2 separate regions of the Homo sapiens genome follow, and region 1 is linked to region 2. Evidence: chromatin contacts called from ENCODE Hi-C or POLR2A ChIA-PET data. All regions are on one chromosome and are shown on one strand. The core of a region is the stretch at or near the end of the contact, and the rest is flanking DNA. Distances in the headings are between cores, read along the strand shown.

Region 1 (6,212 bases), core at 1,637-4,136, 120 kb before region 2:
TTAAAGCATTTTTAAAAATTTATTTTATTATTAATGAGCAATCTTATTGAATTGGGAATTAGGATAAGTATATGTGAATTTTTCATTGAATCTCGTATTTTTCAAACTTGAAGACAAGATCTTTTATCTCATCAAAAGAGTGTCTTAGAAGAGCAAACTTCTGGCTTATACTTAAAGAAGAAAATAGAAACTGAAAGCCCCTGAGGATACTCAGATTTCTGCCAATGGTCTAGAACAGGGATGGCAAGTTTATGCAAATATATAATGCCTTTGTTCTCCCTCCTTTCCCTCCGTTAACTGGCAGACATCACTAATTTATCATGACACTTTTTTCGCAGTGAGCCTAGATGTACTCTCAGAATTCTTCCCCACACCACTACTGCTGATATGAGCTATTATCTCTCTTAGATGGCATTTAAGATGAAACCAATTTGCCTTCCTGGCCCAGAGAGCAACCTACATTTCCACAGGAAAAGATAAATGCAGGGAACAGTACAATGTTACGTGGCTGCTAGTCTCTTCCTCTGATCTATTTCTCTCCCAAATATACATCATAGAAATGCAGTATTAGCTACACATAAATTTTTCCCATTGTATATATTCCATTAATGTATACAATGTGCTTAGGAAAGTTCTCACTCCTTTTCCATGTCCTCCTTAATTTCTGAGATACTACTCCTTGAAGATACTCAATAAATTCCTGTGGCTATCTAACAATGTAATTGTCAGGATTCTATGCTCTTAGTAAGTCTAGTTCTCTTCAAAATCCATATAAATCCTTCCTCCAAAGTTTGCCCTCACTAGCCATCATTCAGTTATGTTTATTCTCCCTTCCAATCCCTTTCTATTTTAATGTCCCCTTTTAATGCTGTTGTTACCATTCCCTAAAAAGATACCATTTCATGGGATTTGGAATGGCCATGCCTGAGGCAAGTCCATTAAATAAGCATGCAAGAGTGTGAGTGCTGTGCAAAGCATCTTTAGAGAGAGATAAAATCATTCTTACATAGACTATCTATCTTAGAGAAATGGTGCTCTTTCATTTCGCTACAAAAGAAGTGAGCAGCTGGTAAATAGTAGGTAATAAAAGCTGCACTTTCAATGAACAATAGAAAAGACCAAGGTCAGAGGAACTGATGAGGAACAGCTAGTCAGCCTTTCTTATGACGGAGCTTAGCCTGGCTCCTAGTCTTTGCCTCTCTCTTCTTCCAGTAGCCTACCTTACCTACGACCAATCCTGAGCTTAGGCAAGAAGAATTTTAAGATGTTTCTGTTCCATTTGAAATTAGTTCATCTGGCTCTGACCTTGGGCATAACTGGTCATGAAACTTCCCATGTATTCAATGTCATTGGTGTACTTAACATTTTTGAGCATCCATTATGTGCCAGACACAGCAGTAAACAAGATAGATATAATGCCTGCTAGAGGCAATACAAGGGATAGTTTCGGGAGGCCTTAGATATACCATCATCTCCATTAGCCCCTTCCTCAACACAAATAAACTCCTAGTCCTTCTTTGTTTCTGTTTTTGTTTTCTGAGACAGCGTCTCACTTTGTCACCCAGGCTGGAGTGCAGTGGCACAAACACAGCTCACTGCAGCCTTGACCTCCCCTGCCCAAGCGATCCTCCTGCCTCAAACCCCCAAGTAGCCAGGACTACAGATGTGAGCCACCATGCCTGGCTAATTTTTGTCTTTTTTGTAGAGATGAGGTTTCACCATGTTGCCCAGTCTGGTTTTGAACTCCTGAGCTCAAGCAATCCACCTGCCTTGGGCTCCCAAAGTGCTGGAATTACAGGTGTGAGCTACCGTGCCTGGCCACTCCTAGCCCTTCTTTTCACTAGATTGTTACTCAAATTCTCTCCTGTAGAGGTATCGGAACTACCACTGGTCTGATTTTTGTACTCATGGAACTTAGATTTAGTGGGTCAAGCACCAACAAGTAAGCAGTCAGTGACAACCCAGTACTGCACAAGCTCTGACTATGGCATTACATGGTGCTGTGAATACTCAAGAAGGACATCAAATCCAAGTGTCACAGAAATGACATCCAAAATGAGGCCCATGGTGGTTAATTTTGTGCAACTCGATTAGGTTAAGCAATGCCCAGATAGCTGAAAACATTATTTCTAGGTGCACCTGTCAGGGTGTTTCTGGAAGAGATTAGAATTTGAATCAGTAGAGTGAGTAGAGAAGATCTGCCCTCATCCATGTGGGTGGATATCATCTAATCCACTGAAGGCCTGAAGAGAACAAGAAGGAAGTGGAAGAGTGAATTCTCTCTCTCTTTCTTGAGCTGAGGAATCCATCTTCTCCTGCCCTTGGACATTAGTTCTCCTGGTTCTCAGGCCTTTGGATTCCAGAACTTGCAGCAGCAGCCCCCTCAGTTCTCAAGCCTTTGGCCTTGGATTTGGACTTATACCATCAGCTTCTGTGTTTCTCAGGCCTTTGAACTTGGGCCAAATTACTCCATCAGCTTTCGTGGTTCTCCAGCTTGGAGATGGAAGATGGTGGCACGTCTCAGCCTCCATAATCGCATGAACCAATTCCCATAATAAATCTCCTCTTACCGATCTATGTAATCTCTCCATCTCTCCATCCATCTAACCTATTGTTTATCTGGAGAGCACTGATAGATACAAGACCTAAAGCGCGGTATGACTTAGGTAGCAAAAGAGGCAGAGGAGAAGACTCCTAAGCAGAGGATTCAGTATCTACCAAGGTCAGAAGGAAAGAAAATATGACATATTCTAAAAACTGTTAGTTTTGGAGGGTAAATATGAGGAGTGAAGGGTAAGAGAAACAGAGTAAATCTCAAAAGACAAGGATGGGGAAGTGGGCAGGGCCAGTCCAAAGAGGGCCATAAGCCATGCTATGCAGTTTGGACTCTATCCTTAACTAGACAAATGGGAAGTGAAACCAAGTTTGAAGCAAGCAAATAAACTGATCAGTTTGTGTTTAAAAAGACCACTCCGGCCACAGAAGTGAGAATGGAGAGGAGGTAGGCAAAGCTTTTGAGGAGGAATTCATCAGGAAGCTGCCACAGAGAGTAATGTGGCTGGAGCCAGGGTAGTGGCGATGGGGAAGGGAAGAAGTACAGGGGTTGTATTAGTTTGCAAGGGCTGCAGTAACAAAGTGCCATAAATTGGGTGGCTTAAAACAACAGAAATGTACAATCTCACAGTTCTGGAAGCTGGGAGCTTGAAACTAAGATGTCGGCAGGGCTATGCTTCCTCTGACAACTCTGGGGTGAAACTTTCCTTGCCTCTTCTAGCTTCCAGTGTTTGCCAGCCATCCTTGTTTCTCCTGGGTTTGCAGGCGCACCATTCCACTCACATGGCTGTCTCCTCCCTATGTGTCTTCACATCCACATTCCCTCCAGGTGTCTGTCTCTATATCCAAATTTCTCCTTTTTATAAGGACACCAGTTATATTGAATTTGGGCTCACCCCAATGACCTCAGTTTAGCTTGATTACCCCTGTAATCTTATGCTTGACTTCTGAGGTCCTGGGGATTAGGACTCCAACATATCTTTTGGGGGGACAAAATTCAACCCATAACAGGAGTTCTTTTTTAGTCCAAGCCCCATCTTTCCCCTGATGCTCTGGGTCAGATGGATGCCTTGTCCCCTGGGCCTGAGCCCTTGTCCTCCGTGATATGGCACTGGCTGGTTCTTCACAGCCCTTCTTCCAAAGGCTAGAGATGGGATCCTTGGGACTTTCCTACTGCCACTGCTTGCCAGTTCAGCTCTCAAAATATTGTTTGTATCTGAATTCCTCAGCCAAGGCTCTGTCCAGCCCCCACAATGCCCCATTCCCAGGATGTGACATTCCTGTTGCCAATTGACTTTCCTATCAGCTGTCATCTATTTTGTAACCCACTAGATCAGTATTTCTCAAAGTGTAATCCAGAGACCACCTGCAGCAGAATCACCCTGGAGTATTGTTTAAAATGTGGTTTATTTTGATCCACATAACCCCACTGAATCAGAATCTCTCTCTAGCTGTGGGGTCTGGGAATTCATGTTTGTAACATGCTGTGCTAGTGGTTTTTGTGAACACTCCAGGTTATTCATTCTGCTTACCTGGCTTCCTCCCAGCATTGCTGCAGGGTCTGCCTCCCAGGGTTGGCACTGTGTCTGTAAGTAGGGCTCATCCCAGGCCCATCTCCCTTTCTAGTCTTTCCCATGCTGTCCTGGTTAAGTTTAACCATTCCAAATCACCAACGTGGATCTCACAACCAGAGGAGGAAGAATAGTCTTGAAATAAATTATTCTTATGAAGAAAAGACTCAAGTATTGGAATTTCACTTGACCTGATGAGGGCAGGTAATTACACACAACTGATGAAAATTCAGTGAGAATAAAGTTATTTATTGATGGGCTCTAAGAATGCCCAGAAATGAGGTGGCTCACGCCTGTAATCCCAGGAGTTTGGGAGGCCGAAGCGGGCGGATCATGAGGTCAGGAGATCGAGACTATCCTTGCTAACACAGTGAAACCCCGTCTCTACTAAAAATACAAAAAAATTAGCCAGGCGTGGTGGCAGGTGCTTCTAGTCCCAGCTACTCGGGAGGCTGAGGCAGGAGAATCGTGTGAACCTGGGAGGCAGAGCTTGCAGTGAGCCGAGATCGTGCCACTGCACTCCAGCCTGGGCGACAGAGTGAGCCTCCATCTCAAAAAAAAAAAAAAAAAAAAAAGAATGCCCAGAAAAATTTAAAACTGGATAAGGTATCAACAGGAGAATCATATAATGATTAAGTATATATATATAAAATATTATGATATATAACATTATATATATTATACATGTATAAAAACATAAAATTGATAGCAGTGATAGACTATCCAGAGCCCTGACTGCTTCCCTCAACCCTGAACATTCATCATCACTCTAATTCAAAAGAATCATAGTCTGAAAGTTCTCAATCATCTGATATTTAAACAAGGAAATATACCTTCTGATGGTTTTAAGGATTTGGAGTTTTGAGTTTGACTCCAGTATAAGTGTGTATATGATAGATAGAAGTATGCAAAAATGTTCATTTTTAAAGCTCAGTTCACACATAAATTTTTAGTTTTTCTTTGAGGGGTTGAAGTTTCAACTCTATTTAACCCCCAGAAGAGAGCAGGCGGCAATCCCAGTGCAGAAGCAGCACTCCTACGGGTGCCAATAAATATTTGATGATGTTGATCATTTTCTTGCCCAAGGCTGAGAGAGTATCATCAACGGAGGTATAGATGATCATCTCCCCAGTGGTTTGCTTTTATTTATGCATAAAACTCATCTCAGACTTTTACTTGTTAATAATGTTATATGTTGTAATGGTAGAGGGTTTTCTAAGTGCTGATGCCTACCAGTTGTAGGTAAGTAAATCCTTCAGTATGGAGAATAGAGTTGGGAAACTCCAGAACAATGCATGGGTTGACAGAATGATTGATTTCACATTTAAATCGATGGAAGAACTAACGTAATTATTCAAATGGTTTAAGCCAAAATAAACCAATTTGGTCTACAATTATATGTCCTGAATATTTTAGTTAAATTGGGCTGTTATTCATTTCATTTGCCCATTTTATAAAGATGAACCCACCATAATTACACTGTTTAAAGAAAAAGATGCTTCCATGCAATTTTAATTCACCAAACTTGCATTTCTAATAGCAACAACAAGCAGCCTATATGCAACCAACATTTGCTATGCGTTGTTAATCTGTTTTTAAGCCTACCTTCATAATTAAAAAAAAAAACCTTTCTTGATGTTTATTCTGCCTTCTTTAAACAGTTGATGCTAAGGTGAGGGTGTTTTATAGTAATAGGCAAAGCCAGAGGTTGTTGAACCTCTGATACCATCAGAGACTTGACAAAATTTACTTGAATAAGAGGAGGCTTATCTTTCCTGCCTTCTCACCTCTTTTTTTGACCCTGAGCCTACCATCTACACAACACTTTCTATACTGAGCTTCAACTTATCATCCATTGTGCAAAACCTCTTATTGAAACCCCATTCAGGTTTCACACCCTCTCCAAGTATCCTATAAAATAATATATATAAATACTGCCATTCTCATTTTCCCTACTCCACTTCAAAAACATTTTCCTTAGCCAGAAATGAATAAAATCTAGCTGATGAAAGTAGTTCACATTAATGCTATATTGTAAAAGAGTATTAGATTAAATATGGAAGAAAAAGAATAAAATAGGCTTCTCAG
Region 2 (6,588 bases), core at 11-2,510:
ATGGCCTTTGGGAGGTAATTGCTCAATACCATGGATGGTGTTTTTCAGGTCTGAACAGTCCTTGAATATTTTTACTCGCTGTGTCTGGAATCTTCCCCACTCCAACCTTCAATTCCCAGAATTCCTCTGGAATTTCAAGCTGTTCTTGGTGCGTGTTACAAGAGCTCAGTGACCAGCTATATCTTTTAGTTATGATTTTCGGGCTTATGGGTGAAGAGCTAGAATTTTTGTTCCTTGGCAAACCAGATTCCTGAAAAAGTTGCAGTATTTTTTCTTGTGTTCAGTTTTAAATGAATTTGTTGGCAAGATCCAAAAGCAGCTAGCTGTTTATTTCATTACTCAGTGCAATATTTAAGAACTAAATTAAACCAAATAATTAAAAACTCAGAATATATATATGACATGTATATATATTTATGTTATGTATATATAACATAAATATGAATTGTTTTCAGGAAAAATAGGCTTTTCTTCGATGTAGAAGGAAAAGTCAGAATCTTTTGCCATCTTTTCAACAGTCAGATAGTTTGAGTTTTTTCTCATATGAATAACTCATTGTGTTAATCCACTATATATATGCACCTTTGCACCTTCAGAGAGCAGAATGGCTCAGGTGTTATATCTGACTTTCTCACACTTAGGATCCTGGGGGCCTAGGGCAGTGCTTGGTCCAGAGTAGGTGCTCAATGAATGTTTGTGGCTTGAGTGAATGGATGTATAACTAATTACTGAAGCATTACACATGAGATGCACAATAAGTATTTGAGTGAATGTATGCATGCATGCATGAATTAATAACTGTGGAATCCTGCAGCAGTTGGGTTTGTATTTTAATATTCTCATAGTGGTGATAAGTTTGGGCTGATTCTTATACTCTGCCTGCACCCTATCCACCTGCTGTCATCCTGTTTTACTCTTTCTTCTCATTAAAATGTTAGTTACAATGGGGACACCAAAGTGGTTGGCATGAAAGTTAGCAGATTAAAAGGATAAGGGTGACAATGTTTAAGAAATATTCTTTCTCTTTAAAAGTCTCTGTACTGTATATTACGTGGTGAAATAAATAGCTCCAATGTGGGAAGACTTATTCTGCTAGATTGTCTTTTGACCCAATTAAAGCTTTAAAGTGTCAGACAAGCAGCCAAACAATCCTCTTGAGGGTGTGGGAGGGGCCTGGGCTGGCAAGAGCAGTGCTGGTGCTATCGAAGGAGGTGGCCATGTGTGGAACTTGGCTTCATGGTTGGTTGCCCACAGGGACTTAGGGTACCTTTCTTGTCTGTCACTTTACAGCTGGTGCTGTATCCCCGGAGATGAAGTACTTCCATTCAATTAGGAAAACATGCTTAGAAATTCTCTCTTTCAAGAACAACAGGCAATGGGGCCTGTCAGAGGGTGAAGGGTGGGAGGAGGGAGAGGATCAGAAAAAATAACTGTGGGTACTAGGTTTAATAGCTGGGTGATGAAATCATCTGTACAACAAACCGTGTAATACAAGTTTACCTATACAACAAACCTGCACGTGTACCCCGAACTTAAAAGTTAAAAAAAAAATTTATCTAGTAAGACTTGTCAACTGAAGTTGTACTAGATTATAGGTGTAAATACTGGAAATTTGGGTGGATATTTGGAGATGATTCTAACATGTTTAGAAAAAAGCTTATTTTAGATTACCGGAAAACTGTTGGTGATGCAGACTATTAAAACTTGAAGTCACTCTAATGAGTTTCTAGTTTAACGGTAAAAAAGCTGAATAAAAAGCCTATGTGTTTAGCTGCAGACTTTGTCTAGCCAACTGAATATAGTCTGCATTGCTTGCTATTAAGAGAAAAAAGGAAATAGTGTAAAAAACACTTAACCATTGGTAGTAAGAAACTAGAAATTATTTCTATTAGTCAGCCTTTGCTTGTGGTGTTTCTCACTTCTTATTTTTATGTATCAAATGAAAACATGTCTATCAGACACAGAGAATATTACTGTGTAGGTGGTGGTGAGTCATATTGTGGTATTTCATGTAATGACTAAGAATATTGGCAGAAATTTTACAGGCTGAAAACCTCCAAGGTTTGTTCTCTGTGTTTACCAATCCCTTTTAGGGCTTAAAGCTCTCTCTTGTTTTCCATTTATGTTTTTCCTGACTGGTTGGGAGCAGGTAATAATTCACTGAATGCACCTCTATGGAAACTGACAAAAATCTTACCTAGCTTTCAGATTTCTAACCACCATCATACTAAAATATTATTCTCAGAGTCATTGCAGTTAAATTTTAAGTGCTTCTTTGGCAATTCATGATTCCCAGATGAGATGGTCATTTGCTGTAATGGGGCTGGATGTTTATATATTTAATGAATTATCATAGCTTAATAGTACATTTTCTCCATGCATTTTATAAAAATGTTTTCTGTTTATTTGCTGCCAAAGCATCACCCTTCAATCTGCCATTAGCTTCTTCCTCTTGATGTTGTACTTATTATCACCATGTCATGTGTCTTTAGGTCACAGCTTCTTCCCCTTGATGTTGTACTATCACCATGTCATGTGACTTGAGGTCTGCTTAGGTGCCTCTCCAGGGGCTTAACTTATTTCTGGTAGTGTTGAGTTGTGGGGTGGGAGGAGAGGGTTAAACTCAGAAAAGGCACTGCTAATGTTGAGTGTATCCTTGAGATGAACTGAAGGCTTGCAGCCTGCTGGGCTTGTGGGAAACCCTTTCTGGGTGGAGTTAGGATAGGTGAATTGGGGCTGTTTATTCTGGACAAATATCTGAGGTATCTAATTTGAAAAATAAAAGTTAGACTTGTCTGAGTAAGAAAATGGTTGGTAATTCTGTGAACTCTGTACATTGAGTCAGATGGACAGGTACCTTATCAAGGACCATTAAAAAGCAAAACAAAAGAAAACAAAAAACAAAACCCCCAAACACAATCACATACAAATAGCGAGTTGATTGGCAGGCTAACCTCAAGGGCCTGTCTTAGCTTCTTTCTCTCGTTTTTCTTAGTCCTCCTGCCCATTCCCCCACCTCAATCATTATTTGAATGTCCTCAGACCTTATCTAAATATATATTTGTATGTATGTAAAGAGTTAGTTAACTCATTAGAAATAGATATCCTGAATTTCTTAGTGACTTCTCTTATTAGCCAAAAACTTGTATTTTATCTCATTGAAATCTATTGATTAGGTAGATTTTCAAATAATAAATGCTTTAGATATTGCTTTAGAGGTTTTATAAATGATCCCATATTTCAGTTTAGCTAAAATCTCTGAAAAGAGCTTTTTCTTCCAAAGTGTTAGTCTTTCAACTCATTCAAGACCCTTATTGTATATTATTTCAAAATTCCTTCCCTTGCTTTATCTAGCAAATGAATCCATTTCCTTCGATTGATTTGTAGCATGCCAATTGTTTTCTGATTTATGTAGGTTTCTCTACAGAACTGCCTGCTTATTCTACAGTGTGGAATTGGTAAGGTTTCTTTGTACAGAATCTCTTAGAAGTGGGGCTTAATAATGCACTTTGTTACGGATGAAGCCTAGAACTTTAGTTCCCACAGCTGGGCTTCCCTCAGAGGTCCTTTCTTCTTAATAATAAAAAAAAATCTTTTCTCCAAAATATTATAAATATGTAAAATATATAAATATATAAAAGTATAATTAATATCATCTCCAAGAAGAAGAGCCTTTTAATCTGTTGGTTTTAGTTTTTGAGAAACTAAAACTTTCTCTGGAGAGGCATGATGCTTGATGCAAAGGTTTCTCCTTTTATCTCTTGCTTAATCATTTTCCTTTGACTTTTAAAACTCTATCCATAGAGAATAACATGAAAAAAAAATTCTCTGACCAATGAAAGGAGCTCGGCCACCCAAGTCTAAGATGTAGTAAGATTTAGATTCTATACTCAACTAGGGTGCTTCCTGGGGTTTGAGTAATTACATCTGTTTGTAATCATAGTGAAAAACCTGGCTGTTAACTCACAGATGATCTGGTACAGTAGTCCTCCCTTACCAGCAGGGGATATGGCCCATCTAAAACCCTCCCCTCCCCTGTGGATGCCTGAAACCACAGATAGTACTGAACGCTATATATACTATGTTTTTTTCCTATACATATATATCTATGTTAAACTTTATAAATTAGGCATAGTAAGGGATTCACAACAATAACTAATAATAAAATAGAACAGTTATAACAATAGGTTGTAATAAATGTTAATGTGAATGTGGTCTCCTCCTCTCTTAAAATATCTTACTGTACTCACCCTTCTTTTGGTGATGATGTGAAATGATAAAATGCCTGTGTGATCAGATGAAGTGAGGTGAATGACATAGGCATCACGAGGTAGTGTTAGCCTACTATTGACCTTGAGATGAAATGTCAGGAGGAAGATCATCTGCTGCGGGTGAACCTGGCTCATGGAACCATGAGGATGCTGATGGTTAGATATTCATGACTAATGAGCAAGGAATGTATACAGCCTGAATATGCTGGACAAAGGGTGATTCATGGCCTGCACAGGACTAAGTGAGATTTCATTGCAATACCCAGAATGACACACAATTTTAAACTTAGGAATTTTTTATTTCTGGAATTTATTCTTTTAGAATTCTTAATTTATACTTTTGGACCACAGTTGGCTAGAGGTAACTGAAATGGCAGAAAGTGAATTCAGAATTCAGAGAATAAGAGGACACTACTATACTTTTCTGTAGAGTCAGTATTAGGGGGAAAAACAAACTGAAAAGGTTCTTAAGGACTTCTTGTTAATATTAACATATCACTTAATTACAAAGGGACCTTGGGGAAAACATTGCCTGTTGCTTGGCCTAAATGGAATACACACTAATATAATTTATGTAACTTTCAAAGAAAGGATAAGAATATTTTAAGGAAGTGATCTTTGATTTCAAAGGAATGCTGTGTCTGAAACTGTAACATTTCCCAGATTGAGCTACTTACTTTAAAGGAGTACACAGTTTTCTTTCCTCCTTCTTCATACACTTCTTTCCAATCAGTTTCTCTTTTAAGCCAACTCCTTGGTTTATCTAATGTTCAAACAGAATTTTCTTTTCTTACTATGTATATACAAAGCTGTATTTTTTCTACTTTGTCTATATAGAATTTTTTGTTTGTTTTCCTGGGGCTCCAACAAGCAGGCTTGATTTTTTTTGACAGCTTTATTGAGGGATAATTTATATGTCATAGAATTCACCTCTTGTAATTGTACAGTTTGAGTTTTAATAAATGTTTATAGTTGTTAACCATCACCGCCATAGTTTATAACACTTCCAGCATCCCATCTCCCCTTGTGCCCATTTGCAGTCATCCCTGCCCTTGCCTCTAGGCCCCAGACAATCATCCGCTTTCTGGCTCTGTAGATCTACTTTTTCTAAGAAATTCATGTTAAGAGATACTATTGAGATACAGTGATACTAATTGCTTTATTTTTCATGAATGCTTCCTTTAGAATTTAATTACCAAAATGAAAAATCTCCTGAAATGTTACCTTGAAGTAATTTGAAGAATGATTTTCAAATTGTTTTGTATCCATTATTTTTTCCTTCTCCCATCAACTTTGCTTTCATTGCCCTTCTTGCCCAGCAGCCTATCTAAATGAATATGCATAGTTAGAAGAGACAATGCAAAAACAATCCAGCTGTTTTGTAACTAAAGAAATACTGTGTGTTATCCAGAAGTAGGGTCTGTGAGAGGGACTGGAGATTCAAACATAGAAGCTAAAACTAAAACCGTACAGCTTCCAGAAGAAACCATACAATTTTTTTTTACCTGTAAGTTGTAGAATTTCTTAGAGAAGATTTACAATCATTAACTATATTTTAAAAATTGATAAATTAGACTTCATTAAAATTTTAAAAAACACGTGGTGATCAAAATATTAACAAAATGAGAAGGCAAGCCACAGGCTAGGAGAAATATTCTTAATATATACCTCTGGCAAAGGACATGTTTCCAGGATATATAAAGAATTACTTTAAATCAGTAAAAATAAGACAGGTAACTCAATAAAAATGGGCAAAAGATTTGAACAAACATTTCACAAAAGAACATGTATGAATGGCCAGTAAACATGTGAAAAGTTATATTTAGCACCAGTTGTCATTAGGAAAACGTAAACTAAAACTGCATTGAGATCGTACTTAACAGAAACTAGAAGAGCTAAAATTTAAAAAAACAGCACCAAGTGTTGATGAGAATGTGGAGTAACTGGAACTGCCGTGTATTGCTGACATGAGTATAAGATGGTACCACTAGATTCTAAGGTGTTAAGTGTTACTTCAATGTATACCTTTGCCAAACTCAAAAACTGTATACTTAACATGTGTACATTTCACTGTATGTGCATTTCACCTCAAATAATAGGCTTTAATCTTTAAAATGCATTGGGCATGTGCCATGGCCCATGCCTGTAATCTCAGCACTTTGGGAGGCTGAGGCTGGAGGATGACTTGAGCACAGGAGGTCAAGGTTACAGTGAGCTATGATCACACCACTGCACTCCAGCCTGGATGACAGAGAGAGACCCTATCTCTAAACAATAAAATAATCAAATAATCCTCACTATATCTTGAAATATCCCT

The links. A loop is a pair of places that touch in the nucleus more often than their neighbours do. ChIA-PET counts read pairs that join two places held with the same protein, here RNA polymerase II (POLR2A). Pooled maps may share reads with other maps.
Region 1: a loop to region 2 is called in a map of B cell, with 2.1 times the contacts of the local background. The contact joins two enhancer-like sites. A Hi-C loop is called at or near these places in 1 of 168 maps with a recorded cell type or tissue (B cell), 2 of 37 single-sample maps with no recorded cell type and 3 of 50 pooled maps. POLR2A ChIA-PET finds 5 or more read pairs at or near these places in 4 of 52 experiments (OCI-LY7, T-cell, WTC11 and 1 more).

Annotation. Positions count from the first base shown.
Region 1 is chr14:59,148,270-59,154,481 of GRCh38, forward strand. No RefSeq gene overlaps it. Among named protein-coding and RNA genes, the nearest start is that of DAAM1, 37 kb to the right of the region's middle. Within about 2 kb of position 2,887, at least 2 of the 41 ENCODE cell types and tissues checked have a DNase peak (open chromatin) inside an H3K27ac peak, as active enhancers do; they include OCI-LY7, where a contact is called at or near this core.
Region 2 is chr14:59,273,896-59,280,483 of GRCh38, forward strand. The region is part of intron 2 of DAAM1 (dishevelled associated activator of morphogenesis 1); the gene reads left to right. Among named protein-coding and RNA genes, the nearest start is that of DAAM1, 89 kb to the left of the region's middle. Within about 2 kb of position 1,261, at least 14 of the 41 ENCODE cell types and tissues checked have a DNase peak (open chromatin) inside an H3K27ac peak, as active enhancers do; they include OCI-LY7, where a contact is called at or near this core.